2 separate regions of the Homo sapiens genome follow, and region 1 is linked to region 2. Evidence: chromatin contacts called from ENCODE Hi-C or POLR2A ChIA-PET data. All regions are on one chromosome and are shown on one strand. The core of a region is the stretch at or near the end of the contact, and the rest is flanking DNA. Distances in the headings are between cores, read along the strand shown.

Region 1 (3,702 bases), core at 509-3,008, 2.8 Mb before region 2:
GTTATTTAAGTAAATTTGATATTGATTATACCCTATAACTCCAAGCTAAGACATGGGTTACTATAAATATGAGGGGAGAAGGAGGGTCTACACATGGAAGCTTACTGACAAAAGTTGATCACTGGCCAGGCGCAGTGGCTCACGCCTGTAATCCCAGCACTTTGGGAGGCCGAGGCAGGCAGATCACCTGAGGTCGGGAGTTCAAGACCAGCCTGGCCAACATGGTGAAATTCCATCTCTACTAAAAATACAAAAATTAGCCAGGCGTGGTGGCACGTGCCTGTAGTCTCAGCTACTCGGGAGGCTGAGGCAGGAGAATCACTTGAACCTGGGAGGCAGAGGTTGCAGTGAGCTGAGATCATGCCACTGCACTCTAGCCTGGGCAACAGAGTGAGACTCTGTCTCAAAAAAAAAAAAAAAAAAGAGATCACTGATCTCTTTGATCACTGAGATCCAGGATAACAGCTGCAGAAGAGGTGATTAGCCAAACAAACAACACACAAATTGGTATGTAAAAATAATCGGTGCCCTGGCTAGCTTATCAGTCCATTGAGGTAAAAGCGATCCTGTACAAAAACTACCACTGTGCCAGAGGAGTGAAGAGGCAGCAAGCTAACCACGCAATTCAAAACAGGCTCTTGTCAAAAAAATTCTCTAGTATATGATCACCCTGAGACTTACCCACATTTCTTATACTTTCTATGAAATGCTAAGGCTCACTTTTAATCTAAAATAGACAAACTTTCTTCATGTGCCTCTGAGTCCTCTTCTAGTTTCACAAAGGATTAAATAAAAAGGGCCTCAAAGGACAAAAGAAGGAAGTATAGAAAGGAGGGATGGAGGGAGAGACAGGGAGAATGAGAATACAGAAAAATAGAGGAAAGCAAGAAAGAGACAGAGGGAGAAAGATAAACGGAGAAAGAAGAAAGAACAAACAGCAGAGAGAGAAACAAAGAAACAGAGACAGAGGAAGAAAGAAAAGAAAAAAGTTCATGGGAAAAAAATAGTGATGCATTTCATGGAAAAGCTATTTGTTAAAGAGTCCCTCTTTTTTCTGTGTACAGTATCATGCCATATGTGGGAAGTGAACAAGGCTGGAACACCGCCTAAGAACATCTGCCACGGACTTTAAAAGCCCTAATAATAGCACAGCTGGTGTCCCCAGCCTAATGAGCTCACCACCCACGTGACTGCTCCTTCTCCAGCAGATTCTCCAGAGAGAGAAGGCAGCCAGCAAGAGAAGCAGTCCCCGCCCCCGCCCTCCCCCACATTCATGCTTTATTTCCTCCACGGCTTTCATTCTCCCCTTCCAGAAACCACCCCTTCTCATTTTCTTGAGCTAAGTTACCCTGATCCAGCAGTCCTTTGAACAGACACATTCTTCTTTTCTCCTTCCCCTCTCCCTTTGAACAGACACATTCTTAACATGAAAGGCAAATACCAGAAATAAAATATGGGGACATCACTACAGGTCTTATGGACATTGAAAGAGTAATAATTGTGCCAATTAATTCAGTAGCTTAGATAAAGTGGATAAAGCCCTTAAAATACACAACTTATCAAAATTAATGTAAGAAGATATAAATAACCCTATACTTATTTTTAAAATGGAATTCCAAATGAAAAATTTTCTACACCACAACGAAAGGCCAGCGTGCCCCAGCGTGCCTCGTTGCCAGGGTCTGAGGTACAGGCCCCTCCAGGAGTGCTGGTCTGGGAAGTTATGTCTGACAGGAAGACTCTCCCCCTGACCAAGGCATATTGCTAGGAGGAAACCAAGCACAGCAGAAAGCGGGGCAGGGAGGACGTAAACAAAGAAGTTAGGTTTTTACAAGGTTGGCAAGTTTTAACCCCCTCTGGTATAATCTTTTGAAACTAATTCCCATCACGGTATGCTTTTAAAAGCTCTCTAGCATTTTAAGAAACTGCAACTTAGCATCAGGAAGGGAAAGAATTTCAGCTTCTAAGGGGAAGCCTAGCAGAAAGTGACAAGAGGAGACTCACGTTGGCACTGATGTGGTATCCCTAGCAATTGGAAGAGAAGCTGAAAAATCTGGGATCTCTCACTCTCAGTCCAGGGCAACACATCCTGACAGCCAGGAAGAGTCAAATGGCTATGGTAAGACGTATGGGGTTTATTCACCAGAAAAAGACAAAGAACGCCACATTTCAAAACTCAGGCTTGGTAACACAATAGCATGGGTGTGTATGCAAGCATGAAGTACTGAAGCTAACAAATTACTAGATTCTATCCCTGTCTAGCAAGTACTTATTTCAATAGCAATCATATGATTAGCTGAAAGTGGGCAATCATTAACTTCATCTACTGTTAAACAGTTACACACAAAAACATGGTGCTTTATATCTTGTTAATATCATGAATAAGTTATGTAACCCTTGACAGTGTTCTGTTTTGATTTAAAATACCAATGCTATTGCTGCCATAAGTTAAACACTGCAAAATTATAAAACTTCAAAGATAATTACAGCATTTTAAGGACTATCATAAATACTTTTATGCAACTGCGATGTTTACAAGGCTAAGCCAGCATCTCTTCTGAAAAACAAAGAACCAAATGATACAACTAGAAATATCTGCATACCTACTATGTATAAACAAACCCAAAAGATATTTTAGCTTCTATCTCACTTGGCCTCTCACAGCAGAGTAACCCTGTGAACCCTACCCTTCACCAAAAGAACACTCCCTCCCCCAGCAATTCTGGTCTTCTCCCAATCTCTAGTCACTACTCCTCTGTGAGTTCTCCTACACATGGATATCACTACACAGGAATGGTCCCCAAACCCTTGCCTCAAACTCCTATCCCTCTTCGAAGTGTCAGGCCCAGACGTCCCACTGCCCTAAACATCTCCACTTAGAAATCTCAGGAGTAGCCGGTCACGGTGGCTCACGCCTGTAATCCCAGCACTTTGGGGGGCCAAGGAGGGCGAATCACCTGAGGTCAGGAATTCGAGACCAGCCTGGCCAACATGGCGAAACCCCATCCCTACTAAAAATATAAAAATTAGCCAGGCGTGGTGGCAGGCGCCTGTAATCCCCAGATACTCGGGAGGCTGAGGCAGGAGAATTGCTTGAACCCGGGAGACGGAGGCTGCAGTGAGCCAAGACTGTGCCACTGCACTCCAGCCTGGACAATAGAGTGAGATTCCGTCTCAAAAAAAAAAAAAAAAAAAAAAAAAAACCCTCACGAGCACGTCAAACTCAGCACATTCAAAACAAGACCCTCCAGGTCCTCACCGCTGGGACAACTGATTAATGGTGGTCCAACTCAGAAACCTCAGCCTTATCCTTCACTCCGCCCCCTCCCTTACCCTACCACTATCTCTTCAACAACAAAGGCTTATCTCTTAAACATCTACCCACACTATCACTCGCTAACCCCCACCCTCTCTCACCTTGAGTACAGCCAGAGCTTCCAGCTGGGTCTCAGTCATCATGGAGGTAAGATAAGGTCTAGGATCACATACGGCCTAGGACACGTTTACCAAAGTAAAGCCAGCCACCACTCCTAATGCCACCCAACCCTGCCATGGGCCTTCTCTTTGGAACATCTACAGACTGCATCTCTTTTCCGCCCTAGTGACCTAATGTGGATGCAACTTGAGTTTGTGAGGGAAATTCTCAAACTTGCTTGTGATGATCAATCTGCCATGCTGCCTTTTGCCAAACAGAGAATTCAG
Region 2 (3,358 bases), core at 612-3,111:
ACCTGAGTGGCCTGCACAGTCTGCGGTGGGAGCCCCCGGCTGACCCGAGTCCAGTGCCAGCCAGCGAGGGGGCCCAGAGCCTGCACCCAACTGAGAGCATCATCCATGTTCCCCCACTGGACCCCAGCATGGGGATGGGGCATCTGAGAGCCTCAGGGGCCACCCCTTGCCCTCCTCAGGCCATTGGAAAGGCAGTCCCTCTGGCTGGGGAAGCTGCAGCACCAGCCCAATTGCAAAACACAGAAAAGCAGGAAGACAGTCACTCTGGACAGAAAGGGATGGCAGTCTTGGGAAAGTCAGAAGGAGCCACGACTACCCCTCCGGGGCCTGGGGCCCCAGACCTCCTGGCCGCCATGCAGAGTCTGCGGATGGCAACAGCTGAAGCCCAGAGCCTGCACCAGCAAGTTCTGAACAAGCACAAGCAGGGCCCCACCCCAACAGCCACTTCCAACCCCATCCAGGACGGTCTTCGGAAAGCTGGGGCTACCCAAAGCAACATAAGGCCTGGGGGTGGAAGTGATCCCCGGATCCCAGCAGCCCCCAGAAAGGTCAGTAGGGAAGAGCAAGCACTACCCAGAGGGCTGCCTGGGGGGTGGGTGACAATTCAGGATGGCATCTACACCGCTCATCCCGTGAGGACCTTTGACCCACCTGGGGGTGTCCAGCTTTCTCAGAGGGAACCCCAGTCAAGGCACAGGGAGACTGCCCTCTCAGTCCAGGCTCCCCGCCCACTCCAGGGAGGCCCAGGTCAGAGTACTGGGCCAGGGCGGGAGGAGCCTGGGGGCTGCACACAGATGGCCTGGGGGCCACCAGGGAAGGCGATGGCAGAAGTCTGCCCAGGGGGCCTCCAAGCTGCAGAGACCACCCTGAAGACTGCCCCTCTAGGCCGCCACATTCTGGCCTCTGGGCCCCAAGCTGCAGGTGCCAGCCCGCACCCCCATAATGCCTTTGTTCCTCCTCCTCCTACTCTCCCAGCTGCTGTGACAGGACCTGACTTTCCAGCTGGAGCCCACCGTGCTGAGGACTCCATCCAGCAAGCCTCTGAGCCCCTGAAGGACCCCCTTCTTCACTCCCACAGCAGCCCTGCTGGCCAGAGAACCCCTGGAGGGTCACAGACAAAGACCCCAAAACTGGACCCCACCATGCCCCCAAAGAAGAAGCCGCAGCTGCCCCCTAAACCTGCACACCTAACCCAGAGCCACCCTCCTCAGAGGCTGCCCAAGCCCTTGCCTCTATCTCCCAGCTTTTCCTCGGAGGTGGGGCAAAGAGAACACCAACGAGGTGAGAGAGATACAGCCATCCCTCAGCCAGCCAAGGTTCCCACTACTGTAGACCAGGGCCACATACCTCTGGCCAGATGTCCCAGTGGACATAGCCAGCCCAGCTTACAACATGGCCTCAGCACCACGGCCCCCAGGCCCACCAAGAATCAGGCTACAGGCAGCAATGCCCAGAGCTCTGAGCCCCCCAAGCTCAATGCCCTCAACCATGATCCCACCTCACCACAGTGGGGCCCCGGCCCCTCAGGAGAGCAGCCCATGGAAGGTTCCCACCAAGGGGCCCCTGAGAGCCCTGACAGTCTGCAAAGAAACCAGAAAGAGCTCCAGGGCCTCCTGAACCAGGTGCAAGCCCTGGAGAAGGAGGCCGCAAGCAGTGTGGACGTGCAGGCCCTGCGGAGGCTCTTTGAGGCCGTGCCCCAGCTGGGAGGGGCTGCTCCTCAGGCTCCTGCTGCCCACCAAAAGCCCGAGGCCTCAGTGGAGCAGGCCTTTGGGGAGCTGACACGGGTCAGCACGGAAGTTGCTCAACTGAAGGAACAGACCTTGGCAAGGCTGCTGGACATTGAAGAGGCTGTGCACAAGGCACTCAGCTCCATGTCTAGCCTCCAGCCTGAGGCCAGTGCCAGAGGCCATTTCCAGGGACCTCCAAAAGACCACAGTGCCCACAAGATCAGTGTCACAGTCAGCAGTAGCGCCAGGCCCAGTGGCTCAGGCCAGGAGGTCGGAGGTCAAACTGCAGTCAAGAACCAAGCCAAGGTTGAATGCCACACTGAGGCCCAGAGTCAAGTCAAGATCAGAAATCACACAGAGGCCAGAGGTCACACAGCCTCAACTGCCCCTTCCACCAGGAGGCAGGAGACATCAAGAGAGTATTTGTGCCCTCCTCGGGTTTTACCTTCCAGCCGAGATTCTCCCTCCTCCCCAACATTTATCTCCATCCAGTCGGCCACAAGGAAGCCTCTAGAGACTCCCAGCTTTAAGGGCAACCCTGATGTCTCAGTGAAAAGCACACAACTGGCTCAGGACATAGGCCAGGCCCTGCTCCACCAGAAAGGTGTCCAAGACAAAACTGGGAAGAAGGACATCACCCAGTGCTCTGTGCAACCTGAACCTGCCCCTCCCTCAGCCAGTCCCCTGCCCAGAGGGTGGCAAAAGAGTGTTCTGGAGCTACAGACGGGGCCAGGGAGCTCACAACACTATGGAGCCATGAGAACCGTGACTGAACAGTATGAGGAGGTGGACCAGTTTGGGAACACAGTCCTCATGTCTTCCACCACAGTCACCGAGCAGGCAGAGCCACCCAGGAACCCAGGCTCCCACCTCGGGCTCCACGCCTCCCCCTTGCTGAGGCAGTTCCTGCACAGCCCAGCTGGGTTCAGCAGTGACCTGACAGAAGCTGAGACGGTGCAGGTGTCCTGCAGCTACTCCCAGCCAGCTGCCCAGTGAGGCCCACCGCCTCCCACCACACCTGCCACCTGTTCCTGGCCTCCACTGCCCCAGGACTGAAGTGGGTACCTGCCTCCTGTACACTGGAGCAAGGACCAAGAGGAAATGGCATCTTCAGAGGATTACTGTGGGCCATTTCCCTTTCGCAGTTCTTTCAATAGGCCCAGTTCTTCCAAATGGAAAAAGAAAGGTCTGGAAGAGGCCCACAGAGTTGCACAGGCGTGGGGGTAGGATGGGGGCTCCCAGCTGCTTGTGGAGGATGTAATATATACAGACACACACATGTTTTTCACACAGGCCTGGCCCACGCATCGACATGTGTGAATTTGCACACCACTGCCTGAATTGGAGCCCCCCAGAGTGTCCCTCTACCCAGAGTTTTTATTTCTTTAATTAGTCTGAGTGTTCCCAGCCATCTGCTCCTTAATCCCTGGAGAGGAACAGAGCCAACTGGACACAGCGTTGGTCTCTGTTTGGAATCACTGTGAGGTCTCCAGAAGGACCTGGCCGCCAGCCCCTTCATCACCATCTCCATCATTCAGCTGGTCATCTGGTGGCCCAAAGGTCACCCAAAGAGTCAGCAATCAGCATGTCCCTAGAAGCCAAATGCACTGCCTTTCTCTGTCCCCATGACT

What was found. Hi-C counts contacts between places; a loop is a spot of excess contacts on that map. ChIA-PET counts read pairs that join two places held with the same protein, here RNA polymerase II (POLR2A). Pooled maps may share reads with other maps.
Region 1: a loop to region 2 is called in a map of gastrocnemius medialis, with 9 times the contacts of the local background. The contact joins two enhancer-like sites. A Hi-C loop is called at or near these places in 1 of 168 maps with a recorded cell type or tissue (gastrocnemius medialis) and 1 of 50 pooled maps. POLR2A ChIA-PET finds 5 or more read pairs at or near these places in 1 of 52 experiments (PC-9).

The regions. Positions count from the first base shown.
Region 1 is chr3:42,023,246-42,026,947 of GRCh38, reverse strand. It overlaps a transcript of TRAK1 not described here. Among named protein-coding and RNA genes, the nearest start is that of ULK4, 63 kb to the right of the region's middle. RefSeq lists an enhancer at 1,692-2,610. Within about 2 kb of position 1,758, at least 30 of the 41 ENCODE cell types and tissues checked have a DNase peak (open chromatin) inside an H3K27ac peak, as active enhancers do; they include gastrocnemius medialis, where a contact is called at or near this core.
Region 2 is chr3:39,183,279-39,186,636 of GRCh38, reverse strand. XIRP1 (xin actin binding repeat containing 1) reads left to right here. Exons shown (of 2, transcript NM_194293.4): 2 at 1-3,358. The coding sequence ends at 2,723. Among named protein-coding and RNA genes, the nearest start is that of XIRP1, 7.6 kb to the left of the region's middle. Within about 2 kb of position 1,861, at least 5 of the 41 ENCODE cell types and tissues checked have a DNase peak (open chromatin) inside an H3K27ac peak, as active enhancers do; they include gastrocnemius medialis, where a contact is called at or near this core.